2 separate regions of the Homo sapiens genome follow, and region 2 is linked to region 1. A link is a loop called in an ENCODE intact Hi-C map of the cell type or tissue named here. Cell type or tissue: ascending aorta. All regions are shown on one strand. Each heading gives the region's core, and the rest is flanking DNA. Links, peaks and the distances in the headings are about the cores only.

Evidence for each region. A loop is a pair of places that touch in the nucleus more often than their neighbours do. Peaks named below come from ENCODE experiments on the same cell type or tissue, not always from the same donor. Only the 100,000 strongest peaks of a DNase experiment are listed, where the experiment ranks them.
Region 2: it touches region 1 in a loop (2.5-fold over the local background); 33 of 110 quality-filtered maps call a loop at or near these places.

Annotation. Positions count from the first base shown.
Region 1 is chr6:24,198,370-24,214,788 of GRCh38, reverse strand. DCDC2 (doublecortin domain containing 2) reads left to right here. Exons shown (of 10, transcript NM_016356.5): 8 at 9,687-9,787. Among named protein-coding and RNA genes, the nearest start is that of NRSN1, 80 kb to the right of the region's middle. In ascending aorta, for the core only: a CTCF peak has its summit at 9,644; no DNase peak of the experiment used is centred there.
Region 2 is chr6:24,055,792-24,072,210 of GRCh38, reverse strand. No RefSeq gene overlaps it. Among named protein-coding and RNA genes, the nearest start is that of NRSN1, 62 kb to the left of the region's middle. RefSeq lists an enhancer at 10,985-11,194. In ascending aorta, for the core only: a CTCF peak has its summit at 7,889 (motif pointing left); no DNase peak of the experiment used is centred there; H3K27ac peaks cover 2,119 bases.

The sequences.
Region 1 (16,419 bases), core at 4,700-12,699:
CATTTGGAGGAAGTTGGACTAACCAGAATTAAGAAGAGAAATTGTCAATTTTAGGCCAAATAAGTAACTGCAAGTCACTGGGGTGGAAAAAGGAACAATTCAATTATTCTGATGAACTAAAACTAATTTGCAGTGTAATTTTTATAAGGATGCAAAATTAGAAATGAAGAATTAAAGCTATATATACACTTGTTGGTTTAGGTAAACCTACTCAGAGGTACTTAATTATTTTCAGTCCCACTTATCAGATATAGACTTTAGAAATTGTATCATAATTTATATAGGTTAGGAAATAAGCATTATTATACATATTGTAAATAATGTGCTTTATTCTTTGTACTCTGAATATTTCTGATTTTCATGAGAATCTGAAATATCTGTATCTAAAAATAACAGAAGTGTAGGAATAAGAACAAAATTACCTGTGATCTGGGAAATCAATGATAATAATCCTACTTTTGTTTTCTGTCTACACTTAGAATATTTTGCTACACCTATTTAAAGTTAAGGTTAAATAACTGTGGTGATTAAAATCAATTCTATGCAAACAGTTAATAGTCAAATGTATACATCAATTGCATAACAGATGAGATTTAATACCCTGAAATGGGAGTTGGAGAATAGAAAGAAGCCAAATATTTCAAACTACAGTTAAGAATACTTAGCCCATATAAATGTGCGGATAAAATTATTTTTATGTGTTATTAAAAATTGCCAGAGAAAAATATGACTTGTGATATTCTTGTTTCTGTAAAGAGCTTCCATTTGAGCTGATGGGACATAATAAGACATGTGGAGAAGATTAGTGATTAAAAAAATTTGGACATTTGGGTTGTATCATTGTATTCAATTAGAGGCACTCAGAACATTAGCTCTCATTTGATTAGTTTTTCAGTCTTCCTTATGATGATTTTTTTATATTTAATCCAGAAAGGTGATGCAAAGAGGGGTATTATATAAGTTGTGACAGGGATCCCAGGAGAGTTGGCTAATACCCTTTCATAAGGAAGTGTTATTACATGTGAACCTGCCCTTCCTCTCTACCTCATTACTTGCTAAGCTTCATAAAGACCCTATCCTACTGGGTCACCTTTCTGGAAATGCTTTCTTTAATTTTCAACAAGATGCTGTGATGACAACAATCTATATCTGTAAAAAGTTGTATAAAAATTCAATATATTTCACATGTGAATGTAGTTCACATCAGACTAAGCTAATGAAAATTATTTTTATATCACCTTCTTACCAATTTTAATTTTAATTTTGCCTCTGGTGACTGAGGTGACACATAAAGAGTATTGCCTTATAAATGGATTGACTTTTTTTTCTTCTTAGGATATTATTTTATATATTGAATGTCATAAACTCCTTGTTCCCCACATTTTTTGCCAGTACCATGCTGGTTTTAAAGAGCTACTTTTAAAAATTAACACTTTGTTTTAAAGTTCATTCAACATTTTTATTATGATAGGCAGTCTTAGTGATAAATCGTAGTAAAAGAGCTTCTAGTTAATAGATAACTAAGATTTTTATAAAGTATTTAGAACTGGACATTATGATATTAGTTTTCTTCTTACTCATCCTCATAAATCTCAATCAGTTTCAAACACTAAATATATTAAAATATGGATTATGATACCATTTAAGAATAGTTTTTAGTAATTTTGGTGAGAAAGCAAGAATGGTAGGCTTAAATTCTGATTATCTTTACTTGAAAGTATCATTAATTATTGGGTAACTTTTAAAATTTGAGAATGTTAAATAATTGTAATATTGTTAAACTGAAGTACTGATAAATTGAAACAAGGAAATGCTTTCATTTCAGCTGTCCTAGTTGCAGAAAAGCTAAAAACACACAAAGCATTTATTTCATGTTTCAGTAGGGGAAGCAGATTCCTATTTATTATGAACAGTACAGTGGTGATATGACTTCCCTACCTCAGCAGCTCTGCTTTCATTTTGTAAGCAATAAAATTCATAAGGGATAAGTGAAAAATAATTGAGGAGCACTTTTATTTTTACTAGAGTGTTTGTTATGGCTTTACCGTGTAATATACACTAAAATGTCTGTTCACGTTCAAAGAAAAAAAGATGAGAGCTGAATTTGGGTGTAGTGTGCATTCAAGCATTGAATTTGATCCTTCACGTAGTAATTGAATGAGAGCAGTATTGTGTATCAAATTTATCCTTGCTTTTTAGTTTGTTAGCAAATGGCTTTTACTACAAAGGTTTTTAGGGCAGGGTAAGACTTAAAAAAATAGAATCACTTTCCTCTGGAAGATGTGTGGGTGTCTGGGGTTGGTGGTAGTGTTTTGCACCTGGTAGGAGAATGAGAAAGAGAAGTATTTACAGTTAGGGAAAGAAAACAAAAGGCAGGAGGCTCAAAGGAGGGTTTTCTGACCACTGTCTTTTTGGCAGGAGGAGCAGAGGGTATCTGAAAGGCCTGTTTTTGCCCAGCAGGTATCTGCAGGACTCAGAAAGTGGATCTGTGGTGGCCACTGCAGATGTTCTTTCCAGAAGAACGCTTCCCAACATTTATTGCACCAGGGACCAGTTTTGTGGAAGGCAGTTTATTCAGGGGCGTCGGGGGATGGTTCCAGGATGAAACTGTTCCACCTCAGATCATGAGACATTAGTTAGACTCTCGTAAGGAGCGTGCACCCTAGATCCCTTGCATGTGCAGTTCACAATACGGTTTGTGCTCCTATGAGAATCTAATGCTGCTGCTGATCTGATGGGAGGGTGGAGCTCAGGTGGCAATTCTCACTCACCTGCCGCTCACCTCCTGCTGTACAGCCCAGTTCCTAACAGGCCACAGACCACTTCCAGTCCGTGGCCCTGGGAGTTGGGGACCCCTCCTCATGCACATAATTTCTAGACACATGTTGTATCATTTTCCTATGGCTGTTGTGACAAATCACCGCAAACATGGTGCCTTAAAACAACACAGATTTATTATCTTACAGTTCTGGAGGTCAGAATTCCAAAATGGGCCTTACTGGGTTACAACCAAGCTGTCATCAGGTCTGTGTTCCTTCTGGAGGCTCTAGGCAAGGATTCATGTCCATGGTTTTTCCAGTTTCTACAGGCTGCCTGCATTCCTTGACTTGTGGCCTTTCCATCTTCAAAGCCAGCAAGGGTGGCTCAAGTCTTGTTTGCACTGTATCAGTCCCACTCTGGGCCTCCTTCCTCTTTTTCACTCACAAGGACCCTTGTGATTATATTGAGTTCACATGAATAAGCCACAATTCTCTTCCCATCTCAAGGTCAGCTGCTTAGCAACCTTAATTCCATCTGCAACCGTAATTCCTCTTTGCCATGTCATGTAACATGCTCACAGTTTCTTACGATCAGGATGTGGACATCTTGGGGGTGGGGGGCATTATTCTACCTACCACCAATAACGTAATTTGTTGATCCCTTTGTAGGTTGTACCTCAATCTGTCTTCTTTCTCGTCAGTTCCCTTTGTTCTCCTCTCTACCCTCCATCCAAATGCTATACTGCCAAGTGTAGCCAGATTGGGGCAACACCCTGTAAGAACATGAAGAATTAATGCACTGGGCTAGTGGCTAAGTTGTTGGCTCCTTACATTCTACTTCAATACAGCAAATATGTTTTAGTGCTGGGGATGGAACAGTGAAAAATACGGACAAACTGCCTGATCTCTTGGAGCTTACACTTTGGTGGAAACTGACAAACACAGTAAGTGCAAGGCAGAGAATTAAACCAGGGCACTATGAATGAATGAGTGGCTACTGGAATTGGAACAAGGAGGGTTTCCTGAGATCTGGCTGACGGTGTGAAAATGGGGAAAGAACTTTTTAGGCAGAGACTCTGTGAAGAACAAAGCCATGAGGCAGGAGAGAGTTTTCTAGTGAGAAACAGAATGAAGGTCAGTGGAGCTTGAGTTTAATGTGCAAGGAAAAAGATACGAAATGCAGTTTGAGGAGGAGTTAAGTGCCAGATCACATCTCTGTAAGCCATAGTAAGGAACTTGGATTGTATATGTGATGGAACAATGTTGGAGAGTTTCTAAGCTGTGGAATTAAACACTTTTTAAATGATCTATTAAGAGCACTTGGCTATTGTATGGAGGATGATTATGAGCTAGCAAGAGTGGAAGAAGAGGGACACTAGTTTGTAAGCTGTTTTAACAGCCCATCCAACAGATAATGGTGATGAGACCAAGTTGGGAGTGGAGATAGAAATAAATGAATATATTTGAGATACATTTTAAAAGGAGATTGAATTGAGAAGATTGACAATGGAATGGATATAGAAACTGAGGCCAGGAGGAAATAAAGATAATTCCCAGATTTTGGGATTGAGAAGTGGTGCCATTTCCTGGGTTGGGGAATCTGGGGGATGAGCAGTTTAGGGTGGGGAACCAGAGTTGTGTTTTGACCATGTTAAGGTTGAGGTGCCTATTGGACATCCAAGGTGAAGTGTCAAGTTAGACAGTTAGATAGATATATATGTTTTGGGATCTATAAAGAGGTCAAGGCTGAATATACGTATTAGAGAATCACTGGCACATTGATGGTACTCAAATGAGATTAATCTAGAAAGTGTGTAGATAGAGAACCTGATCCACAATGCAGCTCTGAGGTGGGCCAATATTTAGAAGTTGAACAGAGGAGGATGGATTGGCCAAGGAGACTTAGGAGAAACTTCTGGTAAAACCAGGAGGGTGAAGACAGACAGGCAGGCAGGCAGACAGACAGACAGACAGACACACACACACACACACACACACACACACACACACCCTGATACTGCTGCATTAAAAGCTGCTAAAAGATCAAGTAAATGAGATAATAAATATTGTAATGATGGTCATTGATAATTTTGACAAGAATAATCTCTCTGGGGTGCTGTTATAGAAGATAGATTAGAAAGAGCTGGGGAAAGTGTGGGGGTGAGGATGAGACCGTGACTCTAGACAGCTAAGCACCAGGTGCTCTGCATTCTGAGATGATGCGCCATCCCATTATTACTTTTCCCAAGAGCTCACTTTTACTACCTAGAGAAGAGTTACTTTTATATGATACACAGGCATTCTGTTATTATACTTGCTGTGCCCAATTAGTTTTAGAGGAAGCAAAATTGCTAAAACTCAAGACGTTTCATGAGCAGTTGAAAATTATACTAATGCTCAGTAAAAGGGGACTCAGAACTCCTGAATGTGTGCAGAACTATTATTGGCACACTAAAAAGTTCACAGGTGGGCAGTGTGTGGCAAAAAGGATCACTTACCTGTTGACATTAGTATGTAGTAACACTAAGTTCCTGTTTTTATGAAAATCCCAAGTGACACTAAAACTGCTTCTGTGTCTCATTGGGGACAAAACACCTCAGCCCTAGTTGTCACTCACCCTTCATGAGTCGTGGTAGAATAGCTGATGTTGCTGTAGCAATAACTAGACAACCATGGCACATAATAACGCTGTCATGGTCTAAATCCACAAATTTACTGTGCAAGTTTAAATTAGTAGTAATAAAGGGAATATGGTAAGGTTTTGAAGTGCTCAAATAATGTTGCCCTTGATAAAAAGGGTAATACTTTTGGAAATTTCTCATGGAATCTATACTTGCAAGCAGGTGTTTTAAATTTTCAATGTTTTATCTTTGACTTTGTCCATGAAATGTGTCTTCAGTTGCTTTTTACGATGGCATCGACAGAGGGGAAACATATTCTTATTATATCATTCGGATTCTTTTCCATTGTATTTTGGCCTTGTTGGCAATTCTTTGGCATCAAATGATTTTAATTTTCTAATTTAAGGCCTAATTTACTTTTGAACACTCACATTGGCCCACGGATCTTGGCCCTGGATGAAGTGTATATGAATACAGATTGTATTACAAATAATACTTGCAGACAATGCCAAAAATTTGGTGTTTATATAATGCTTTGTATTGTTAGTTCAGTTTAAAGAACATGTCAAAACCTGTTAGGAGGCTGACATTGTGCTAGGCACAGGACAAAAATTGTGGTCTATGCCTAAAGGAGCTTGTGGTCTAGCAGGGAAGGGGGCAGAATTGGTAAAAGAAATTGATTAAAGTAAGTGTGATCATGAATAAACGCAGTATGTGGGAGGAAAAAGTAGTGCAGAGGGGCTGAGCACAGTGGCTCATGCCTGTAATCCCAGCACTTTGGGAGGCTGAGGAGGGTGGATCACCTGAGGTTGGAGTTCGAGACCAGCCTAACCACCATGGAGAAACGCTTGTCTCTACTAAAAATACAAAATTAGCCAGGTGTGGTGGCACATGCCTGTAATCCCAGCTACTTGGGAGGCTGAGGCAGGAGAATGGTGTGAACCTGGGAGGCGGAGCTTGCGGTGAGCGGAGATTGCGCCACTGCACTCCAGCCTGGGCAACAGAGTGAGACTCCATCTCAAAAAAAAAAAAAAAAAAAAAAAAAGTAGCACAGAGGAGGGAGCTGTTGGTTCTGTTTTGTTGTGGGGTTACAGGATAAGATCAGAGGAGATTTTCATGAAACATTGACAGCTGAGTAAGATTTGAGCCATGAGTAAGTCTGCTGTTGGGCCACCACCCAGGGACAGGGTAGAAGTGGCAAACTAGACATGGAAGGCATAGGGTGAGACATGAAAAAGCATAGCGGGTCCGTGACCTGCAGGTTCTTTGGTCCTAACTGCACATGGGCTGTGACTGAAATCGCTCCATTTGATGAAAATGATCGAAATCAAGGTGAAATTGAGGGGATGTCAATGGAGTTGAAGAGTCAGGGTATTTAAGGGTGTAGAGTGGCTCATCACATGGTGTTGAAGTTACTCAGATGGTGACATACAGGGTTGGTTAGATTTCCTTTAAAATGAAGTAGAAGAAGCATTCAAAGAAGAGGCCAAGGATTCTTTTGAATTAATTGTATCAAAATCAGGATGCCCATGAGATAATTTTGGAAGAGAGAATTTAATACTGAGCAGGGTGGGTGAGGACACGTGGGTGTAGGGGGTGTATACAGCAGGAGGGGAATCAACGTGTGAGAAAGAGATTAAACCGGGGCTTGTCTTTTGTCTTACATCTAATAAATATTAACTGAGGACTTACTCTTTGCAGTGCACCATGCTTATTCTTGGAAAACAAACTCCTAAGATAGGAAAGGAGCTACAGGGTATGAATGTGGAAGAGTAAACATCGCATGTCTCTGTGATGGTCTCCATGGGATACAAAACCCTCACCAGCAGCGCTTTCATATTTTCCAGAGTGACTATTATGCAGTAGATCTTAGTGCATATTTACCCATCAATCAGATGAATAGTATCTATTCATTAAAAATTCCTATTTTGCACTATTCATTATTGTCCATTAATTAAAGCATGGTACTGCAACATGCAGCTATTTATTATGTTTTCAAGTAACATTTAGTGACATGAGAAATGCTCATGATATGGTTTTAAAGAAATGATTTTAAAAATTATATGTACAATAAGATCCCAGTTTTACGAGTGCATGTGTCTGTGTGTGTGTGTGTGTCTGAGAGAGAGAGAGAGAGAGAGAGAGAGAGAGAAAGATAGATGGAGTGAGGGAGGGAAGGAAAGAATTGTCAAAATATTAGTGATGGCTGTCTCTGGGTCATGAGATTAAACATATTTATTTTTTCACCTTCCAAGTTTTCTAAAATGCATATAAACAATTTATAATCAAAAATACTATTTAAAATAGTTTTCTCGAAAAATTAATATTCTGCCTTTAATTTTATATAATGTTTATGGTAAAAATGAAAATTCTAGTAGGCCTATCACAAAGGCCTTTCTAGCTGTTCTGCCTTTTTTTGATCACTGTTTATTCTTATGAATTCCTTTCTGATCTTCATTTCTTGCTCTGTGCTGTTAATGGCAATGGCTTAAACATTTTGGTTCACTGATAAACACATCCTCCCTCCACACCTGAGGCAACCATTTAAAAAAAGTATTTATATTCTCTTTGTGTCACTGTGCACAGCGTTGAGCTTTGCTGATTTGTCTCTTTGCTGTTTATATCCTTATGGTTGTCATTTTCCATTCCAGTGCCCTTTCAATTTTATTTTATTTGTTGTTATCGATTGTATTCTTCTTTTCTGGTAAAATGCTTATTCTAAAACACATCTGCAAACCATTCGTAGCTCCGCTTGGATACAGTTAAACATTTCATTGAATGTGAGTATTAAGACTGTATTCCTTTTGTATCTATAGGCCTGCCTTTGTAGTCTCTTAGTAAGCAAGTGCAACATTTGGACACAAAATGTCATCCAAAAAGTCATGTGCATAGGTCATAACTGTAGTCTACTGAGTTTAGCATCTGACTATGATGGTTGTTTTTCAAGGTAATTTCAGAAGGTAGAAATGAATGTCAAACATACCTATTTTTCTTCACTCTTTTCCTCCCTTCCTGTTTCCTTCCTTCCTTCTTTCCTTCATTCCTTCCTCACTGGGCTGTATATTTTCAGCTTCCATAATACTCTGCTATTGCCCTTCCTCATCATTCACCTTATTGGAAGTATGTTTATCTCTGTCTCCTCATTGGACTGGAAGCAACTTGAGAGAACAGTCCACATTTCATTCATATCTTAGGCTGTCTCCTGGGTTCACATCCTGCCTTGCATATAATTGGTCCTCAACAAGTGTAAAAATATATTTTACATTTAATTAAGAGTGACTTCATAGCTTTAGCAATACGAAAGATTATTAGATAAAATAGGTTAAATAATTATGCTCTGGGAAATAAGCTTCCATTAGAGAAATAAAGGGGGTTTTAAGGCAAAAGATAAAAATATATTTTCTAGACTGTAGGGGTAATCAAATATTGTAATAGATTACCAGAGAAGGAGGTAAAATCGCCATCCCTGGAGAGCCTTAAAAATTGGACAGAGAAAACATCTGTGAGAATGGCCAAAGCACTAAACCTGTCTTGAGGCAAGTAGATGGACAGAATGACAAATGGTTCTGCAATTCTTTGATTACTTGGCCTGAAGAAGAGAAGGCTGAGGGGAGACATTAAAACTACTTCAAATATGAAAAACAGCTATTATTGCTTTCCAGAGGAAAGCAAGTTGAAGGAGCTTAACCTAAAGTCAGAGATTGAGTTTACATTTGATAGTTAAGGATTTAAAGTCATAGGTTGTGAAAATCTTGTGGAGATCTGCAGAATAAATGATACTGATTTTTTGGTGAGATATGGAAAGTCAACTCTATGATTTGGCTGCAGTAAAAACATTTTTTATAATACTCTGAATAGAGAGAATTATTCCAATACGTTATATTGAATGCATAGCATTCTCTTGGGAAAGGTAAATTTCTAAAAGTAGTATTTTAAAGCAGCAAGCATTTTCACTGTTTTGTGAATAGGAGGGGAGAACTGGGATGATACTTGTGAATTTCTTCTCATCTCAATGCCTGTACAAAGGGCTATGTTAGTAAATCAGTAGCCAAAGGGTGAACAGGAGCTTCGACAGAACTTTACCCTGCTGGGTCAGCCTTGTTTTGACCACTGAATGTTTTCTCAATGAAAATGTGGAACAACTGGGGGTGGTGTGGTGGTCGGAGGAGGGGGTGCACAAAAATACTATCAACTAAAAAGGGAATCCAAATGTCTATTAAAAATAAGCATTTGATTGTAATTCCAGCATTCAGCCACACGATGTCACAATTGGATTTTGATTTTCACTGTGTGTTTGTCTCAATAGATGAAGGCATTTTCAAAGCTGGAGCAGAGAGGTCTGAAACACGGGGGGCAGCAGAAGTCCAAGAAGATGAAGATACTCAGGTTGAGGTTCCAGTCGATCAGGTAATCTCCATGCCTTAAAAAATATGTGTAAGACAATTATAGTGTTTTTTTTCCAAGTTTTGTGTTATCTCCTACAAATTGTTCCTATACCTGTATGAATTAAACCCTCTAAGGTACTATGTGGCTGATCAACCTTAAAAACATAACAAAACACCATTCTTTCTCCTAGTATTCCTGTGAAGAATAGCCATTTAGACCAAGTCTTTTTAAATAACAGCAAATGGTATTTCCTTAATAAAGAGCATTGAAGAGCAAGATGGGATGGGATTAGGTATGAGATAAAGTGATAAAGTTTGATATAAAAAAGAGTATTGGTTTGGGATTTTCATCTGGAATAAAAGTACTTACCCACTTAGAAAAGCATTTTTAAAAAATTATACTTTAAGTTCTGGCATACATGTGCAGAACGTGCAGGTTTGTTACAGAGGTGCCATGGTGGTTTGCTGCACTCATCAACCCATCATTTACATTAGGCATTTCTCCTAATGCTGTCCCTCCCCTAGCTCCCCAAACCCTGACAGGCCCCAGTGTATGATGTTCACCTCTCTGTGTCCATGTGTTTTCATTGTTCAGCTCCCACTTATGAGTGAGAATGTGTAGTGTTTGGTTTTCTGTTCCTGTGTTAGTTTGCTGAGAATGATGGTTTCCAGCTTCATTCATGTCCCTGCAAAAGACACGAACACATCCTTTTTTATGGCTGCATAGTATTCCGTGGTGTATATGTTCCATATTTTCTTTATCCAGTCTATCATTGATGGGCATTTGGGTTGGTTCCAAGTCTTTGCTATTGTGAATAGCGCTGCAGTACACATAAGTGTGCATGTGTCTTTATAGTAGATTGGTTTACTATCCTTCAGGTATATACCCAGTAATGAGATTGCTGGGTCAAAGGGTATTTCTGGCTCTAGATCCTTGAGGTATCGCCACATTGTCTTCCACAATGTTGAACTAATTTACACTCCCACCAACAGTGTAAAAGTGTTGCTATTTCTCCACATCCTCTCCAGCATCTGTTGCCTCCTGACTTATTAATGATTGCCATTCTAAGTGGCATGAGATGGTATCGCATTGTAGTTTTGATTTACATTTTTCTAATGACCAGTGATGATGAGCGTTTTTTCTTATGTTTGTTGGCTGCATAAGTGTCTTCTTTTGAGAAGTGTCTGCTCATATCCTTTGCCCACTTTTTGATGGGTTTGTTTGTTTTTTTTCTTGTAAATTTTTTTAAGTTCCTTGTAGATTCTGAATATTAGCCCTGTCAGATGAATAGATTGCAAAAATCTTCTCCCATTCTGTAGGTTGCCTGTTCACTCTGATGATAGTTTCTTTTGCTGTGCAGAAGCTCTTCAGTTTAATTAGATCCCATTTGTCAATTTCGGCTTTTGTTGCCATTGCTTTTGGTGTTTTATTCATATGAAGTCTTTTCCCATGCCTATGTCCTGAATGGTATTGCCTAGGTTTTCTTCTAGGGTTTTTATGGTTTTAGGTCTTACATTTAAGTCTTTAATCCATCTTAAGTTAATTTTTCTATAAGATGTAAGAAAGGGGTCCAGTTCCAGTTTTCTGCATGTGGCTAGCCAGTTTTCCCAACGCCATTTATTACATAGGGAATCCTTTCCCCATTGCTTGTTTTTGTCAGGTTTGTCAAAGATCAGATGGTTGTAGATGTGCGATGTTATTTCTGAGAACTCTGTGCTGCTCAGTTGGTCTATATATCTGTTTTGGTACCAGCATCATGCTGTTTTGGTTACTGTAGCCTTGTAGTATAGTTTGAAGTCAGGTAGCATGATGCCTCCAGCTTTGTTCCTTTTGCTTAGAATTGTCTTGGCTATATGGGCTCTTTTTTGGTCCCATATGAACTTTAAAGTAGTTTTTTCCAATTTTGTGAAGAAAGTCAATGGTAGCTTGATGGGGATAGCATTGAATCTATACCTTACTTTGGGCAGTATGGCCATTTTCACAATATCAATTCTTCCTATCCACAAGAATGGAATGTTTTTCCATTTGTTTGTGTCCTCTCTTATTTGCTTGGGCAGTGGTTTGTCCTTCCCCTTGAAGAGGGCCTTCACATCTCTTGTAAGTTGTATTCCTAGGTATTTTATTCTCTTTGTAGCAATTGTGAATGGGAGTTCACTCATGATTTGGCTCTCTGTTTGTCTATTACTGGTGTATAGGAATGCTTGTGATTTTTGCACACTGATTTTGTATCCTGAGACTTTGCTGAAGTTACTTATCAGCTTAAGGAGATTTTGGGCTGAGATCTTGGAGTTTTCTAGATATACAATCATGTCATCCACAAAGACAGACAATTTGACTTCCTCTCTTCCTATTTCTATTTGAATACCCTTTCTTTCTCTTGCCTGATTGCCCTGGCCAGAACTTCTAATACTATGTTAAATAGGAGTGATTAGAGATGGCATCCTTGATCTGTGCCAGTTTTCAAAGGGAATGCTTCCAGCTTTTGCCCATTCAGTATGATATTGGCTGTGGGTTTGTCATAAATAGCTCTTACTATTTTGAGATATATTCCATCAATACCTTATTTATTGAGAATTTTTAGCATGAAAGAGTGTTGAATTTTATCAAAGGCCTTTTCTGCATCTATTGAGATAATCATGTGGTTTTTGTCATTGGTTCTGTTTATGTGATGGATTACGTTTATTGATTTGTGTATGTTGAACCAGGCTTCCATCCCAGGGATGAAGCCGACTTGATCGTGGCTGATAAGCTTTTTGATGTGCTTCTGGATTCGGTTTGCCAGTATTTTATTGAGGATTTTGGTGTCAATATTCATCAGGTATATTGGCCTGAAATGTTCTTCTGTTGTGTCTCTGCCAGGTTTTGGTATCAGGATGATGCTGGCCTCATAAAATGAATTAGGGAGGAGTCCTTCTTTTTCTATTGTTTGGAATAGCTTCAGAAGGAATGGTACCAGCTCCTTTTTATATGTCTGGTAGAATTCAGCTGTGAATCTGCCTGGTTCTGGGCTTTTTTTTTGGCTGGCAGGCTATTACTGCCTCAATTTCAGAATTTATCATCGGTCTATTCAGGGATTTGGCTTCCTGGTTTAGTCTTGGGAGGGTGTATGTGTCCATGAATTTATCCATTTCTTCTAGATTTTCTAGTTTATTTGCATAGAGGTGTTCATAGTATTCTCTGATGGTAATTTGTATTTCTGTGGGATCAGTGGTGATCTCCCCTTTATCTATTTTTATTGCATCTATTTGATTCTTCTCTCTTATTAGTCTGGCTAGTGGTCTATTTTGTTAATCTTTTCAAAAAACCAGCTCCTGGATGCATTGATTTTTTGAAGGGTTTTTCGTGTCTCTATCTACTTCAGTTCTGCTTGGATCTTAGTTATTTCTTGTCTTCTGCTAGCTTTTGAATCTGTTTGCTCTTGCTTCTCTAGTTCTTTTAATTGTGATGTTAGGATATAGATTTTAGATCTTTTCTGCTTTCTCCTGTGGGCATTTAGTGCTACAAATTTCCCTCTAAACACTGCTTTAGCTGTGTCTCAGAGATTCTGGTACATTGTGTGTTTGTTCTCATTGGTTTCAAATTGCTTATTTATTTCTGCCTTCATTTCGTTATGTACCAGTAGTCATTCAGGAGCAGGTTGTTCAGTTTCCATGTACTTGTGTGGTTTTTCATGAGTTCCTTAATTCTGAGTTCTAATTTGATTGTACTATGGTGTGAGAGACTGTTGATTATGATTTCCATTATTTTGCATTTGCTGAGGAGTGTTTTACTTCCAATTAAGTGGTCAATTTTAGAATAAGTGTGATGTGGTGCTGAGAAGAATGTATATTCTGTTGATTTGGGGTGGTGGATTCTGTTGATGTCTATTAGGTCTGCTTGGTTGAGCTGAGTTCAAGTCCTGAATATCCTTGTTAATGTTCTGTCTCGTTGATCTGTCTTATATTGATAGCGGGGTGTTAAAGTCTCCCACTAATTTTGTGTGGGAGTCTAAGTCTTTTTGTGGGTCCCTAAAAACTTGCTTTATGAATCTTGGTGCTCCTGTATTGGGTTCATATATATTTAGGATAGCTGTTCTTGTTGAATTGATCCCTTTACAATTATGTAATGGCCTTCTTTGTCTTTTTTGTTCTTTGTTGGCTTAAAGTCTATTTTATCAGAGACTAGGATTGCAACCCCTGGTTTTTTTTTTTCTTTTTTTCTTTCCATTTGCTTGGTAAATATTCCTCCATCCCTTTATTTTGAGCCTATGTGTGTCTTTGCACATGAGATGAGTCTCCTGAATACAGCACACCGATGGGTCTTGACTCTTTATCCAATTGGCAGTCTGTGTCTTTTAATTGGGGCGTTTAGCCCGTTTACATTTAAGGTTAATATTGTTATGTGTGAATTTTATCCTGTCATTATGATGCTAGCTGGTTATTTTGCCCGTTAGTTTCTTCTTAGTGTCGATGGTCTTTACAATTTGGTATGTTTTTCAGTGGCTGGTACTGGTTTTTCTTTCCCATATTTAGTGCTTCCTTCAGGACCTCTTGTAAGGCAGGCTTGGTGGTGACAAAAGTCTCTCAGGATTTACTCGCCTGTAAAGGATTTTATTTCTCCTTCGCTTATGAAGCTTAGTTTGCCTGGATATGAAAATCTGGGTTGAAAATTCTTTTCTTTAAGAATGTTGAATATTGGCCCCCACTCTTCTGGCTTGTAGGGTTTCTGCAGAGAGATTCACTGCTGGTCTGATGGACTTCCCGTTGTGGATCACCCCACCTTTCTCTCTGGCTGCCCTTAACATTTTTTCCTTCATTTCAACCTTGGTGAATCTGACAATTATGTGTCTTGGGGTTACTCTTTTTGAGGATCATCTTTGTGGTGTTCTCTGTATTTCCTGAATTTGAATGTTGGCTTGCCTTGCTAGTTTGGGGAGGTTCTGCTGGATAACATCCTGAAGAGTGTTTTCTAACTTGGTTTCATTCTCCCTATCACTTTTAGGGACTCCAATCAGTTGTAGGTTTGGTCTTTTCACATAGTCCCATATTTTCTGGAGGCTTTGTTCCTTTTCATTATTTTTTCTCTAATCTTGTCTTCACGCTTTATTTCAGTAAGTTGACCTTCAATCTCTGATATCCTTTCTTCCACTTGATCATTTCAGCTATTGATACTTGCGTATGTTTCACGAAGTTCTTTTGCTGTGTTTTTCAGCTCCATCAGGTCATTTATGTTCTTATCCAAACTGGCTATTCTAGTTAGCAATTCCTCTAACCTTTTTTCAAGCTTATTAGCTTCCTTGCATTGGGTTAGAACATGCTCCTTTAGCTTGGAGGAGTTTGTTATTACCCACCTTCTGAAGCCTGCTTCTGTCAATTCATCAAACTCATTCTCCATCCAGTTTTGTTCCCTTGCTGGTGAGGAGTTGTGATCCTTTGGAGGAGAAAAGGCTTTCTGGTTTTTGGAATTTTCAGCCTTTTTTACTGGTTTATTGTCATCTTTGTGGATTTATCTACCTTTGGTCTTTGATGTTGCTGACCTTCTGATGGGGTTTTTGTGTGGATGTCCTTTTTGTTGGTGTTGATGTTATTCCTTTCTGTTTGTTAGTTTTTCTTGTAACAGTCAGGCCCCTCTGCTGCAGGTCTGCTGGAGTTTGCTGGAGGTCCACCCCAGACTCTGTTTGCCTGGGTATCACCAGCAGAGGCTGCAGAACAGCAAAGATTGCTGCCTGTTCCTTCCTCTGGAAGCTTTGTCCCAAAGGGGCACCCACCAGATGCCAACCAGAGCTCTCCTGTTATGAGGTGTCTGTTGACCCATCCTGTGAATTTTCTCCCAGTCAGGAGGCACAGGGGTCAGGGACCCACTTCAGGAGGCAGTCCATCCCTTAGCAGAGCTCGAGCGCTGTTCTGGGAGATCCACTGCTCTCTTCAGAGCCAGCAGGCAGGAATGTTTAAGTCTGCTGAAGTTGTGCCCACAGCCGCTGCTTCCCGCAGGTGCTCTGTCCCAGGGAGATGGGAGTTTTATCTATGAGCCCCTGACTGGAGCTGCTGCCTCTCTTTCTGAGATGCCCTACCCAGAGAGGAGGAATCTAGAGAGGCAGTCTGGCTCCAGTGGCTTTGAGGAGCTACAGTGGGCTCCACCCAGTTCGAAGCTCCCCGTGGCTTCGTTTACACTGTGAGGGGAAAACCACCTACTCAAGCCTTAGTAATGGCAGACATCCCTCCCCCCACCAAGCTTGAGTGTCCCAGGTCGACTTCAGACTGCTGTGCTTGCAGTGAGAATTTCAAGCCAGTAGATCTTAGCTTGCTGGGGCTCCATGGGGGTGGGATCCACTGAGCTAGACCACTTGGCTCCCTGGCTTCAGCCCCCTTTCCAGGGGAGTGAACGGTTCATTCTCACTGGCATTCCAGGCACCACTGGGGTATGAAAAAAAAAAAACTGTAGCTAGCTTGGTGTCTGCCCAAAATGGCTGCCCAGTTTTGTGCTTGAAACCCAGGGCCTTGGTGGTGTAGGCACCTGAGGGAATCTCCTGGTCTGCGGGTCACAAAGACTGTGGGGAAAATGTAGCATCCGGGCTGGAATGCACCATTCCTCGTGACACAGTCCCTCAGGGCTTCCCTTGGCTAGGGGAGTGAGTTCCCCAACCCCTTGTGCTTCCTGAGTGAGGCAGTGCCCCC
Region 2 (16,419 bases), core at 4,780-12,779, 140 kb after region 1:
CAGTGTGGGTGGGGTGGGTGAGCTAAAGCTGCAACTCCCTCCAGAGACTGTCACGCACTGGCTCTGCACCAAGTGTGATGTGGGGACCACAGCTTTCTCCACATGAGGCCTGCCAGGCAGTCTTTGTGATTGCCTGTAGTTGAGCCTGAAAGAACACACACAGGATTCTAGCCTTGAGTCTGACTCCTCAAGATTCTTTGAGAATAGTTTGAAAACTATCATAATGCTTGATAAAATGTAGGATTGCTTTCTGAAGGAAAGATGTAGACATTTGGCTGTTAGGGAGACTGGAGTTTAATAAAGTCTGTGCTAATAAATAGTTTATACCTCATTGGCATAGTAAACTCACTTTAATACACTGGTTGGTCATCTTTTTATTCTTTTTCTTTTTTTTGAGAGACAGTTCTCGCTCTGTCACCCAGGCTGGTGTGCAGTGGTGTGCTCATGGCTCACTGCAGCTTTGACTTCCCAGGCTCAAGCAATCCTCCCTCCTCTGCCTCCTGAGTAGCTGGGACTACAGGTGCACACCACCACGCCTGGCTAATTCTTGTATTTTTTATAGAGACAGAGTTTCGCCACGTTGCCCTGGCTGGTCTTGAACTCCTGGGCTCAAGGGGTCTGCCCACCTCCACCTTCCAAAGTGTTGGGATTACAGGTGTGCGCCACCGTGCCTGGCTGGTCATGCTTTTAAAAGCATGCCATTTATCACGCAGATGGATATCAAGTTGGTTTTTCTGTTTCCATATTTTTGCCATTCACTGCCCATGTCTCCTCTATGTGGATTCATGTCTCCTCTTGTGGCTCCTCTATGCAGTGGACAAAATAAGAACTGTTAATGCTAGCATAAAAGGTTATAACATGAAAACCTGAAGTCTTTTGTAAATAAGGTGTCAGTTATTGTTTGTAGTCAATTTCATGGTTGCTCAGTGATCAGGAGCACAGGAACAACGCTTGCCAAATATAAATGCTTTGTCTCTCAAATCAGATTTGAAATGATGACTTGTAATTATTCAGCATTTACATGGTATTTTTATATGAATAAAATGCATCTCAATTATTTTTATTAGTGATGATCATGTACCTTTGGGGATTTCAGTAAATTTGTGTTGGTTAATGAGTGGATTGCTTTTTCTGCATTAAAAAATAACCAGAAACAACCTTAGAATACAAAATTCTATTTTCCAATTTTTAGATGCAAGCTTAGATTTAACTTGAAGATCCTGACTTCTTCTTCTTCTTTTTTTTTTAGATAGAGTCTCACTCTGTTGCCAGACTGGAGTGCAGTGATGCGATCTCGGCTCACTGCAACCTCCGCCTCCTGGGTTCAAGCAATTTTCATGCCTCAACCTCCTTAGTAGCTGGGACTACAGGTCCACACCACCACACCCAGCTAATTTTTTTTGCATTTTTAGTAGAGATGGGTTTCATCATGTTGGCCAGGTTGGTCTCAAACTCATGACCTTAAGTGATCCACCCATCTTGGCCTCTCAAAGTGCTGGGATTACAGGCGTGAGCCACTGCATCTGGCCCTGACTTCAGAATTCACTTGCATATTACTATGAATGGACTCAAATAAACCTTTGCTGATTTGTTTGCATGTTCAGTAATAAAATTAGCATGCTGGTTAAAATTGGATTTTGTGACCTTTTTTTCCAGGACAATTGAAGTCAAAATTGCATACACAAATAGCTCAGACAAGGTTTTTAGAGTCAATGGATACCAGTCTATGGAATTATGGGTATAATTTTCTGGTAGTGTGCCTTTTAGCCCCTACCCTTTGGGTACCAAAACACCAATTTTGACTTCAATTGTCCTGGAAAAAATGTCACAAAAGCCAGTTTTAACCAACATGCTAATTTGATACATATTAATAATGATAATGTACCATCATTTCACCAAAACACCCAAAAGGTAATGATGATACATATTAATGATACCTTCCAAGGCTCTCTTTCTAAAAAGGGGAACCCATCTTAGAATTGGGGCCTCCTGTGGAATACTTACAAACCACTGACAAGATTTGATTTGATTTGATTTATCCTATCATGGTTTAGAGCCTTGGGCATAATGTATCATGCCCAGAAGATGGTAATTGATGAAGCACTTCCTGCTTTTTTTTGTATTTATTATAGAGACAGAGTTTTGCCATGTTTCCCTGGCTGGTCTTGAACTCCTGGGCTCAAGGGGTCTGCCCACATCCACCTTCCGAAGTGTTGGGATTACAGGTGTGAGCCACCATGCCTGGCTGGTCATGCTTTTAAACGCATGCCTTTGAAAGCATGCCTTTGAGAGGAGATAAGGACCACTCTGCAATTTCAGAAGCAGTTACAATGTTAGAAAAAAATAGTAGTTTGATATTGCAGCTCTCAAATAATTGATTCTTTGAATTCCACGTTGCTTTCCTCTTTGATAAGCACAGCCAAAGAGGAGGGTTTGGAGTTCTCCCCCGGGTCCTGTCTTGTTTATCTAGTTGGTTAGAGAACATGAGAAAGGGAAGAGAAAGTACACTGTAAGTTGGCTGAGGACACCACTTTCTGGAGGGTAGGATTAGCATTTAATTAGAGGTTAGAAACAAATAGGACTAAGTTCAATTCCTGCCAACTTTATCTTATTCATATGGAGAGGATCAGCAAGCCTTACAAAATGAAGTTCAAAAATACTTAGGAAAGACGGATAGGTTGAGCAGTTCATGATTTTAGAAAAGGGAGTGTGGGTTTGTGTCAGTGGATACTTCAGTAGGAATAGAATGTAGGCTGCCATTATGTAGTTCTGCTTATAATTAGTCAAGCCTAGATTCAGGGCTTGTTTTTTATACTAGACTGCAACAGGGGAAGTCATGAAGAATTTTCACGGTTCACAGAAAGTCAAGAGTGCTTTAATGTTGGATAATAACACTAGCAGTAAGGGTAAAAGAAGCTGTGTATTTTTTTGGGGAGGGGTTGTGGTTCTGGAAAAGAGGAGGCTAAGCAATAAAGGAACACATCTTCAAATGTTGTGGGATAGAAACTTGACCTACTCCTCTCCTACCAATAACAGTAGAATTACAGAATCATATTTGAATGGATCCCTGGGGCATCCTCGTCCAACTTATGCATGAATCTTTCAGACAATATCCCCCAGTAGGCAATCATTTCAGCTTGTGGATCCCTCAGATTCCGGACAATCTAGCACCACTGAAGCAGATCAATCAAAATTTGAGGCTTTGGAGTCTAAATTGGCCTCCCTATAACTTCTCCTTAAATTTAGGTCCTGATCTTAGAGCCAAAGAGAATGAGATCATCTTTTCCCTCTTCCACAAGACAGGTTTCTGAGTAGTTTGAGGGCAGCTGCCATATTCTGTGCTTCAAGGACATTTTTCAGAATAAGCACTAGACACCTCTACTTCTTTTCTTCAATTCTTTGTCATATGCATGATTTCACTCTCCTTGTGATACCTTCCTTTCTTTAAACATATTTCAATATGTCAATGCCTTTTAAAGCTGTAGTACAGAGAGCTGGGCATAATATTGTCTGAACACTGTAGAGAAAAACAGGACACTGGCTTCCTTATTCTGTACTCTCATCTTCTATTAAGGAAGTTCTAAGGTGACATTGTACGTGTTACAGCCATATTACTCTGAATTTGCCATCACTTGAAGACCTAGGTTATTTATGTGCCTGCTGTCATTACATCACAGCTCCTGAATTTATTTTTAGAATTGTAGAATACCATATTAGTTTCCTGTAGCTGCTGTAACAAACTAACACAAACTCAGTGACTTAAAAGAATAGAAACTTATTCCATTACAGTTCTGGAGGCCAACAATCTCAGGGATGTACTCCCTCTCTAGGCTCTAGAGGAGAACCTGTTCCTGGCCTCTTCTAGCTTCTGGTGGCTGTTGGCGTTTCCTGGCTTGTGGCTGCATCTCTTTCTGCTGCATCTTCACATGGCTTTCACCTCTGTGTGTGTGGGTCTGTCCCCAATCTTCCTCTGCCTCTCTCTTATAAGGATACACATAATTGCATTTAGAGGCCACCTGGATAATTTAGGGTAAGTTTCTCAAGATTCCAGGAAAAATTTCCTCTCCGTTTGTGGACCTACCTGTGAAATTAGAAAATAAGTTATCTGCTTCCAAAATATGAAGATGAGACAGGTATAGGATAACAGTTACAGATATTTCCATTCCAAAATGGAGAAAATAGAAGGAATAAAGGGACCACCATCCCAAGATAATTCAAAATAAGGCATGAGAACAATCCTCTGCGACTTGAGGCTCTGCCCTGTAGGACCACGGCTCCATCCTCTGCCTTTGTGCCTGTGGCTCTGGCCTCTGGCTCTGAAGCTCCAGGTCTAGCTCTGTCCTTGGGGGAAATCATTCCTTTTTATTAACTGAGAGCACATGTTTGCAGTGGTTTTATCTGCTTATTTCCTGCCTGTAAAATTCTGGGAGTCTGATAACCTTCTTTCAGTTTATCTTGTCTCTGTCTCCTTCAGTTCATGCTAACAGTGCTTCTGCTGGTGTAACATTTCCAAAACCTTCTCCCATATATGCCATGTGGATTCCCACTATTAGACCAGAGGGTTTCCTGCAGATCTTTCCTGGATAATTCTATCTCTATTCTTGACTTCTGCTGAGATGGTTGAGTAGATGTATGAATCACTTGCTGAATCTCTTTATTACGTGTTGTCCACTCTCACCCTTGGCCTTATCGCCAGAGCATGCTTTCCTAACAGCCAATCTACTAATTTTTGCATCCTTTGCAATCTGGATAGACTGAGAATTTCCCAAATCACTGAATCCTGACTCTGTTTTGAATAACAGGTCCTTGATTTATCTCTTTTCTCTTGAATTTTGCTATAGGCAGCAAGAAAAAAATATCAAGCCACACCTTTAACACTTTGGAAATCTAATCTGCTAAATAGAGAAGTTCATCACCTACGTGTTCTGCTTTCTACATAACTGTAGGACACAATACAGCCAAATGTGTGCCCCTATAGAACAAGGATCACCCCCTTCCCATTTCCAAGGATATATTTCTCATTCTTTCTGAGCCCTCATCAGAATCACCTTTAAATTCATATTTTCACAAACACTTTGTTTATGATAACACATGTATTTTCTAAGATGATAAATGCTTTCTATACTGTGCTTATTTCCTTCTGAGCCCTCACCAGGAATATCTCTATCTGTATTTCTACCAATAGTCTGTTCAAGGCAATCTAGGCTTTGGCTATCATGCAACTCAAGAATTTTCCAGTCTTCACCCGTTATTCAGTCCCAAAGCCACTTCCACACTTCTAGGTGTTTGTTGTAGCAGCATCTCACTCCTTGTACCAAAATCAGTGTTAGTTTCCTGTGGCTGTACTAAAAACTACTATAAATTTGGTAACTTAAAACAACAGAAATTTATTCTTTCACAGTTCCATGTGTCCGAAATCAAAAATCAAGGTGGTAGGCAGGGCCACACTCCCTCCAGAAGCTCCAGTGTAGAATTTATTGTTTGCCTCTTCCAGCTTCTAGGGGCTGTAAACTTGGCTGGTGCTATCTGTCTCTCTATTCTGTCCTTACATTGCTTTCTTGTGTGTTTGTCTGACCTAAAACTCTGTCTGTCTCTTATAAGGATACATGTGATTGCATTTACAATCCACCCAGGTAATCCTAAATAACACCTCCTTTCCAGATATTTAATTTAATCACAGTGATTTTCATATAAGGTAATATTTGCATGTCCTAAAAATTTGAAAGTGAATATATCTTTGGAAGCCCATTTTCTTCAGCTTACTACATGCCTCAGAATGCTTCCAGTTACTATGCAGTATCTAATTCCAAAGCCATTTCCTTATTTTTAGGTATTTGTTATAGCAACATCCCACTTCTGGCACCAAAATCTGTGTTAGTCTTCTATGGCTGCTACAACAAATTACCACAGACTTGGAGGGTTAAAATAACATAAATGTTTTTCCTCACAGTTCTGAAGGCCAGAAGTCTGAATTTAATATTACTGGGCTGAAAGCAGGGCATCGACATAACTGTGATCCTTCCAGAGGTTCCAGGGGAGAATCTGTTTCTTGCTTCTGGTGGCTGTTAGCATTCTTTGACTTGTGAGAGCAAGTCACTCCAATCTCTGCCTGTATGTTTACATTGCCTTCTCTTCTCCCTGTGTGTAATTGCTCTCTGCCTCTCTCTTAATAGGATATGTGAGATGACATTTAAGACTCATACAGATGATCTAGGGTGATATCTACACCAATATTCATCACAATCACATCTGCAATGACTCTTTTTCCAAATAAGATTCCGGAAATTAGAATGTGAGTATCTTTTGGGGAGCCATTTTCAGCCTTCCATAAATATCATCGTGTTCAATCTCCTTTTTACACAAAGAAAGAAACAGAAGCTTAAAGAAGGTAAGTGAGTCTCTGAGAACGAGTTTGCATTCTTAGAATGAATAGCTGGAGCAAGAAGATTGTTTCCAGCACTTACTGTAGTGGAAGGAAGTGACCAGAAGTGAGGTCCTCTAGCTTCTTGCCCATTACTACACAGTTGGTAACTGGAGGGAAGTAAATATAGGATATTATAATTATCTTTATTAATTTATGCTATATTTGACCCTTTATTCTAATCTCTTCACTTAAACACTTAGAATATGTTTCCTCAGCAGTGGCCTTAATGACATTTGAATTGAATAATTCTTTCTTGGTCAGTGAGGGACAAAGTAGTGGCCTGTCCTCTGCACTGTGGACTGTTTATCAGGATCTCTGGCTTTTACCCAGTAGATGTCAGTAGTACTGCCCTTCCTACCACCCCTCAAACCCCACTCTCAGCCATGACAACAAAAAATGTCTCCAGGTGTTGCTAAAAAGGACAGGACTATAGACAAATGCTACAGATCACCATTACTTTCTTCCTCTTGGACTATAAACATGTTTTTTGGAGCCAGCTGTCAACCCACCTAACAATGTTATCATCTAGCTTATTATATTTTTCATAACAGCATTTTGAGAGTGTTTATCAAATGCCTGGCTGAAGTCTAGATCCTAAGTCTACCACATTTTAATAATAATTCTTTAAAAAAGGGATAGAATGAGTTTAACTGAATTTTGGCCCAGTAATTATGTTTTCCTTTTTGAAGAGCTCACAAATCATACTATTCCACATCTGTTCTAGAGTCTTTTGGTGATTAATGTTGACCTCACCAGCATATGTTTGTGGGATCAGCCTTTTTCCCTTCAAAATATTTCTCCATTCTCGTTCTTTTAGTACTTATTTTTTTAATGCCTGACTTCTTTCTTTTTTTCTTTTTCTTTTTTTAGGCAGAGTCTTGCTCTGTTGCCAGGCTGGAGTGCAGTGGCTCAATTTCTGCTCACTGCAAACTCTGCCTCCCCAGTTCAAGTGATTCTCGTGCCTCAACCTCCTGAGAAGCTGGGACTACAGTCGCGCCACCACACCTGGCTAATTTTTGTATTTTTAGTAGAGACGGGGTTTCACCATGTTGGCCAAAATGATCTCGATCTCTTGACCTCGTGATCTGCCCACCTTGGCCTCCCAAAGTGTTGGGATTACAGGCGTGAGCCACCGCGCCTGGCCTTTAATGCCTGATTTCTATAATACAAAAAACAATAGATACATGATTATACTTGTAATTTCTTTTTGCACTTGAGGATACAGAAAAAACAACATATGCAATTGTCTCCAGTATAGAATATATACATATGTGTATATTAACATCTTATCATCAGCAAAATCTTTCTTAGAATCTCTTCCTTGATTGAAACCTTGCTTCTGGATGCCAGAATTACATATCCAACTGCCAATTTGACAACTCCACTTGGTTGTCTCAAACATAATTCATGATTTTCTTGAACTCATGGTTTTCAACCCTAACTGTGGTCATCTTTGCTGTATCTTAGCTTGGTAAAGGGCACCACCATCTGGTCACTTCTGCAAACCGGAACCATAGAAAATAGTCACACACCTTCTTCTCTCATATCCAATTCATCAAAAAGTTCAATGGATTATGCTTCCTAAAAATACCTTCACATTTTCCCCTTCTTGTTAGGTCCACTCTCCTGCACCAGTTTAAGGTACAGCTGTCTCACCTGGACTAATGAAAACTTCCTCACTGGGTATCCCAAGCCTATGCCAGGTAGGCATATTGGTCTTTTGAGATACAAATCTGACTCTGCTATTCCTTCGATAAATTCTCTTTGTTCCTGGAAAAGAGTTAAATCTTGATCATGGCTTAGAAAGCCCTGCCTAAACGATCTTGCCTACCTTTGCAGTTATATCTCACTGCCTTCATCTGTGTGCCCAGCCATGATGGCCTTCCTTCAGTACTTGGGCACACCTTGCTCACACTGTCACGAGGCTCCTGCACTCATAATTCTGTCTGCCAGGCAGGTTCTTCTCTGCCATGCTTGTATCCTAATTTAACTCCTTCTCATTCCAGGTCTCAGCTCAACCATCCCTCTCCAAGGGGGTCTTTCCCAACCACTTTCTCACATTCCTTTGCTCCCCTAAATCAAATCTCCCTAATCTATGCTGTCATAGCACCACATACTTCTTCGCAACACATGACAAATATAATTTTACATTTGTTTGACTGACAATTGAATTAATGTGTCTCTTATGCTAAATAACTGACCTTCTTGAGGAAACAGATGCCACTTGATTTTGTTCAACTTTAGATCCTTGGCACATTTTTTATCTTCTATGCCATATTCATGTCACTTTCCTAACTCTGCCAAGTACCTAGTGTGTTGTATGAGCCTATCTTTTTTTTTTGGATGAATGGGTGAAAGAATGGGCGCATATTGGGTCCTATTTTCTGGTAAAATATTTGTCTATCCTTTTAAGACTAAAGATGGATTTCTCCAACAGAGACTACAGAAATGAAGCCCTAGCTGATTTTGCTTCCTCTAGTCAAATTAATATAAAACCATCTGCATTTAGAAATGGATAAAACTATCATTCTTTTTTCCCATAATTCAAAAAAACCATTTCTTTTATTAGGTATGTCTTATTTTAAAAAGTATTGTTATTGCTTTTTTTTTTAAAAAGAGAAATGCAAATCAAAACTACAATGAGATACCATCTCGTGCCAGTTAGAATGGCGATTATTAAAAAGTCAGGAAACAACAGATGCTGGAGAGGATGTGGATAAATAAGAACGCTTTTACACTGTTGGTGGGAGTGTAAATTAGTTCAACCATTGTGGAAGACAGTGTGGCAATTCCTCAAGGATCTAGAACCAGAAATACCATTTGACCCGGCAATCCCATTACTCGGTATATACCCAAAGGATTATAAATCTTTCTAGTATAAAGACACATGCACATGTATGTTTACTGCAGCACTATTTACAACAGCAAAGACTTGGAACCAACCCAAATGCCCATCAATGATAGACTGGATAAAGAAAATGTGGCACATACACACCATGGAACACTATGCAGCCATAAAAAAGAATAAGTTAATGTCCTCTGTAGGGACATGGATGCAGCTGGAAGCCATCATTCTCAGCAAACTAACACAGGAACAGAAAAACACTGCATGTTTTCCCTCATAAGTGGAAGTTGAATAATGAGAACACATGGACACAGGGAGGGGAACATCACACACCGGGGCCTGTTGGTGGGTGGGAGTCAAGGAGAGGGAGAACATTAGGACATATACCTAACGCATGTGGGGCTTAAAACCTAGATGGGCTGATAGGCCCAGCAAACCACCATGGCACATGTATACCTGTGTAACAAACCTGCATGTTCTGCACTCGTATCCCAGAACTTAAAGTAAAATGAAAAATAAATAAAAAAAGAAAAAAAGAAAAAGTATTGTTATTGCTTTTTTTTTTTTTTTTTTTTTTGCCAGCCATAGTTGGTTCTGGGGTTCAGTCCTTCTGACTTTTTTTACTTTATAGGTCTTATGCAATTCATTTGGCATTTAATATTGATGAAGTCTTTTTCACTACATGTAGTTTAAAAAAAAAACCATTCCTCCAGAAATCTATGTAACCATCCCAACCCAATATTGTCCTTTTCTTCCTTTCAGCAACATTGAATGGCTTTTCATTTGGAGAGCCTCTCTGGTGTCTTTTGTCAACTTTTCTAAAATCTTAAGACCACCTCAACATGGCTCAAAAGTCTCCTCTCTGAAAGAGGAAGTTTTATATACTGTGAGTGGGAACATAAATTAGTACAGCCATTATGGAAAACAGTATGGAGGTTCCTCAAAAAAAACTAGAAGTAGAACTACCATATGATTTAGCAACCCCACTGCTAGGTATATATCCAAAGAAAATAAAATCAGTTATGTTGAAGAGCATCTGCCCTCCCATGTTTACTATGGCACTATTCACAATAGTTAAGATAGAGAATCAACCTGTATCTATCAATAGATGAATGGAAAAAGAAAATGTGGTATAGATACATGAAGGAATACTATTCAGCTATTAAAAAGAATAAAATTCTGCCATTTGCAACAACACAGATGAGCCTGGAGGACATTATGTTGTTAAATGAGTTAGGCACAGAAAAATAAATACCACATGTTTTCATTCATATGTGGAAGCTAAAAATGTTGATCTCTTAGAAGTAAGGAGTAGAATAGTGGTTACTAGAGGCCAGGAAGGGGAGTAAAGGGAGAGTACAGAGAGAGGGTTTGGTTAATAGTTACAAAATCACAGATAAGAGGACTGTTTTAGTGTGACAGCACAGTAGGATGACTATAGTTAGCAATAATTTATTGTATATGTTCAAATAGCTAGAAGAGAGGATTTTGAATGTTTCCAATGTGAAGAAATGACAAATATTTGAGCTGCTGGATATGCTAATGACCCTGATTTGATCATTACACACTATATACGTGTATCAGAATATCACACTGCATCCCATAAATGTGTATGGGATTTAATTGACACATAATTATTATGTGTCAATTAAAATAATAAGTAAAAAAAGAATTCCCCTCTGTACACCAGTGACTCAAATGTGATATGAGTGGTTTCTCTCTAAGTTAGAATCCTTCCATTTCACCCACCAGTCAGTCAGTCAGTCAGTCATTTCTGACCTGCTGTCAGTTTCTCTGTCCAGCTGTGTGGTCTCAGGAAAGTCCCATTGCCTGTCAACGTTCTGGTTTCTTTTCTTTCAGAAGAGGAGGTTGAACTAGATAAGGCCCCATTATAGTGAAAACATTCAAAGCAAAGTAGGGATATCACAGTAGAAGAATCAGCTTTTAAGATTTCTATTGAGATTGGAATATGAAGTAAAAGCATTATCTTATAAAATCAGGAATTTAAAATGAACAATAAGGAAAGACTTCTAAAAAGTGAAAGTTCCAAAATACAGGATGAGACTGATTCCTAGAAGAGTAATTCGTATATGCGTGGGTCTTATTCTGGGTTCTCTATTCCATTGATTTGTGTGTGTATCCTTTTGCCAATATGAACTCTCTTGATTACTGTAGCCATATATTAAGTCTTCACATCAGGTGAAGTGATACCTCCTGCTTTATTCTTTCTCAAGATTCTTTTAGCTCTTCTAGGGCCTATGTCTTCCCGTGTATATTTCAGAATAAGCTTGTCTGTATCTACAAAAGATCTTACTAGAATTTAGATAGAAATGGCATTAATTGCAGATCAATTTAGGAAAAATTGACATCAGTACTGTGTTGAATCTTCCAATCGACGAACAGTATGTGTTCCATTTATGTAGGCGTTCTTTGACTTCTTTCATCAGCATTTTGTAATTTTCTTCAAACATATCCTGTGTTTGTCTTGTTAGGTTTATACCTGAGTATTTCATCTTCTTTGAAGAGACTTTAAATGATATTGTGTTTTTAAATTTTGATTTCTCCATGGCTGTAATAAGTATAGAAATGCAATTGCTTTGTGCATGAATCTTATATCTTGTGACCTTGCTAAATTCACTTATTAGTTCTGGAGTTTTTTATTTTGTAGATTTCTTGAAGTTTTCTATGTAGATAATCATGACAATGGCTTTTTTGAATATATGTGTTTTTTTCTTTAATTGGATTCTGAGGTCTTTGAGGCCTTTGGGCATTGTATGTTTCCACATTATACAAATAGTAAGGGCTTAATAAATATTTATGAATGAGAGATCCACTGCAATTAGTACTGTCATCTGTGAATTTTAGTGATGTTAATAATACTTTATTTTGTTTTTCCCTTTTTTCTTTTTCCTGAAAGAGCTAATTTACAATGCATCTCACTACATGCCCAAACTTCTGTTTTTCCTTGGAGTGTAGTGCACTAAATCTATCTAGAACAATTCTCATTATTTACAGCTTCAGGAGAACAGTGTTTTAGTACAGATTGAAATTGGGATTTAATTAATGTCATTACATAGTACTTGGTTACTAACCTCTTTTAACTACCAGAGAAATGCCTATATATCTGATTTCATCTAGAATCTTTAGTAGGTACACAGTGTGCTGGAAACAGTTATTTTTTCCTGACACAGGCAATAATTAAAGTTCTGAAAGCTGTGCATTGGCTCTTTTTCATAGTATACTTGGTATTAAATGTCTTCTTTCTATGCTTATGGTTTGGCTGAGGACTTTCATAAGGTATAGTTTTTTATTTCTTGTGCCGTGTGTTTGTATCTATATGACTTTTCAAGCGTGGGTCATCATTCTGTGCAAGAAAACTTCCTCTTTTTCCAATCTTTAAAAATGATAATTAATACTTGGCAGCATGTACAAATGAAAAAGAGACAGATGTAAGTGAAGAAACTATGATTTAAAGTTAATAAGCAAAGGAGGAAGAAATAACAGTCTTTTCAGAGTACCTGGGGTATCAGCTTGGAAATAATTAATAAAACCTGATAATATTTATCTCCAACTTGATTGAAATTTAATATTCTGTAAATGTGTGTGATCAGAAGTGAATGTCTAACTTCATCAAAAGAAAGGCTGATGGCATTAGATGATAAAATCTGAAAAGTTCTTGTGGTTTGCTGAAACCCTATTAATGTAATAATATATGTGAATAAATGTAATAGAGAAATTAAAAAGTTATGACCTAGAGATTATGTTCCCTAAACATAAGCCCATCTCCTTCCAAATAAAACCAAGCAACACTGACAATGATTTAAACATCAGACTCTCCAGATGAAGTGTAGGTCAATTCAATTTGACAAATGCATATTGAGGACTTAGTAGATGCCAGGATCTATGGCGTTTACTGGGTGTACAAAGAGGCATAAGATGCAGGTCTCCCTCTAGGTATATTGAGACAAATCGCTTTCCTTTAGATTGCCTGGAAAAATATCTTGAGGGCATGGTACTGAAGTTACAAGCATTCGAAATATAAAATTTTAAGAATTATCAAACAGCAAGAATAAACAAAATCAGATATTCCTGAGATGAACTGACATTAAAAATGAATGAAGGGAAGTTAAAGAACAATGCTCATCATAACGTTTATCATTCTGAGTCTGAATCAGATGTATTCATCTACTTTTGAAACCCTTTTCAGAAGCACCTGAATTAATCAACACTGTATAAACTTGATAACGTAAGTAGCAAATTTTTGTGTTTATTTTTGGATCTACTAAACCAGACAATGTTTTTTCGAATTGGCAAAAGGTATGTTGTAATTGACATTTTAAACAGATTTGATTCAAGTGGATCTTGGTATGACATTGTTAAAGTTTGTTAAATGTATCAAGTGGATCTTGGTATGACATTGTTACAGTTTATTAAATTTGGTCTCTTAATGATTTGATAGATAAGACCACCACAGGCAAAGAATATCCTATTCCTACGGTTTTCCCACTGAAGCTGAGTGAAAATCCTCAGGTGAAACAGATTTATTAATTCAATCAACAAGATCTTGTGAGTAGTTGAGTGTCTACTTTGTATGAAGAAACAAAAATAAGTCATAACAGATGCCTTCATAAAGTTTTAAATACAGTAGGGCAGATAGATGCATGTGTACATAAATAATTGCAAGAAAAGTGAGATAGGGACAAATGAGGGTATATTGAGGAGCTTTAGGAGTCCAGAGGATGGAGACAACAGAGAGTTCTAAAAGATTATACACCATATACATACACATACCCAGCCTTTCCAAGGCTGGGCTGCAAATATTCAGAAGGAATGGGCAATGTGTTTCACCTGGCTTTGGTAAAATCATCCTTGTAGAGCAGATTGAGCTACTGGAGCCAGGGTAAGGGGTTGGTCTGACTTGGGGCCAGTGGGTCACTCTAGATGTCTATAGGGAGGAGGTAATGTATTCTTAAAAAAAATAGCCTATGCAAAAACCTAGGGACTTAAACTACAAAGCTCATTAGGAAATCGCAAATAGAGTGTAGAATATATCGGGAATTGGTGGTGACAGAGGCTGAGTGGGGACAGGTAGGCAGGGCTGGAGGATGAAAGGCTTTTTATACCATCTGAACGAATTTGGACTTTATGCTCATGAGTAGCTGCTGAAAATAAAAGAAAAACTGATTGTTAGACGAAAGTGATGATTGAAAATCTATTTATATTTTCATTGACAAGATTTACAAACATATTATTCATACAGTCTACATTAGCATTACCTAAAATACTTCACTTGTCCTGTATTTCTTTTTCTTTTACTTTCCTTTTTTTTTTTTTTTTGAGACAAAGTCTTGCTCTTGTTGCCCAGGCTGGAGTGCAATGGCGTGATCTCGGCTCACTGCAACCTCCGCCTCCCAGGTTCAAGCGATTCTCCTGCCTCAGCCTTCCGAGTAGCTGGGATTACAGGTGCCTGCCACCTTGCCTGGCTAATTTTTGTATTTTTAGTAGAGATGGGGTTTCACCATGTTAGCCAGGCTGGTCTCGGACTCCTGACCTCAGGCCATCTGCCTGCCTTGGCCTCCCAAAGGATTTCTAAAAGATACTATTTATCCAGACTTTAGGAAACACCAGGAAATAAAGTCCCTGTCCATTCACTAGCTGTTTTGTCTATTTAGTTTCTTAGCTAGTCATGTTTGGATTATTTTGCCGACTAATTGATTAAAAGTAAAATTCACTTTGTAATGATTTCACTGACTATGCTGAATATTAGATGGTCTCATTAACATGGTGAAAAGGTTATTCTTCTGGGCAAGCAGAACATTATGACAGAACTTTAAAATCCCAAATGTGCTTACCTCCTTGTGGCGTTGTACACTCACAGGGGCTGTACAATGGCTGTACTCATGGAACAGAAGGAGCAGTCCTACACTAGATGTCAATAAGGCAGTTTGGTGTGACTGTTACATTAGAGTTTTCCAGAGAGACAGAATGAATAGGAAATAGATGGATAGATTGGTATATGAGGGCATTTGTTAGGGGAATGTGCTCATGCAATTATGGAGGCTGAGTAGTCCCACGACAGTCTATAAGCTGGACACCCTGGCATGTTGGTGCGATGGCTCAGTTCAAGTTCAGAAGCCTCAGAACCAGGAAGCCGATGGTATAATTCTCAGTCAAATGCTGAAGGCCCGAGAACCCAGGGGCTGGTGATGTAAGTCCTGGAGACCAAAGGCCAAAGATCCTGGAGTTCTGATATCCAAGAGAAAGAGAAGAGTATCTCATCTCCAGGGGAGTGAGAGAGAGAGAGAAAAAAATAAACTGTCCCTTCCTTCTTTCTTTCCTTCCTTCCTTCCTTCCTTCCTTCCTTCCTTCCTTCCTTCCTTCCTTCCTTCCTTCTTTCTTTCTTTCTTTTCTTTCTTTCTCCTTCCTTCCTTCTTTCTTTCTTTCTTTCTTTCTTTCTTTCTTTCTTTCTTTCTTTCTTTCTTTCTTTCTTTCTTAATTTCTGTGTTTTTGTTCTTTCTGGACCTCAAGCTGATTGGATGATGCCCACTGAGGGTGGATCATTCCCAGTCAGCCAACCAACGCACACACCAATGTCCTCTGGAAGCACAGCACTCTCACAGACACGCCCAGGCTTTACTAGTTCTCTAGGTATTCCTTAATCCAGTTAAGTTGACACCTACAATTAACCATCACAATAGTTAAGAGCATGGACAAAGGAGCTGGGCTACCTAGGTTCCCAGCTCTGCCAGTCATTAGCCGTGTGACCACGAACAAATTATTTGACCTTTCTCTGCATCAATATTCCCCTTACCTAAAATGGGGACAACAGTAGTACCTACCTCATAGCATTATTGGGATGATTATCTGAGTTAATAAATGTAAATAATTTTGAATTATCCAGAAGAAGAGAGATGGTTGGCTGCAAAAAAGAGAGATCAGAGAAACAGCCTTGTTCATGTAGAGATGAGTGGTATGGCACCTGAGAATTTTGAAACTGGCTAGGTGGTGACGACAGTTGAAGCCAGATTGCTGAGGGTGAGAGCAGGAGGAGATAAGGATTGGGTGTAATTCTGGAAAGGCAGAATGATCTGAACTATTTTCTTGGCATTTCAGGATTTTGGAAAAGATAAAAAGATAGTTATAGTTTCCA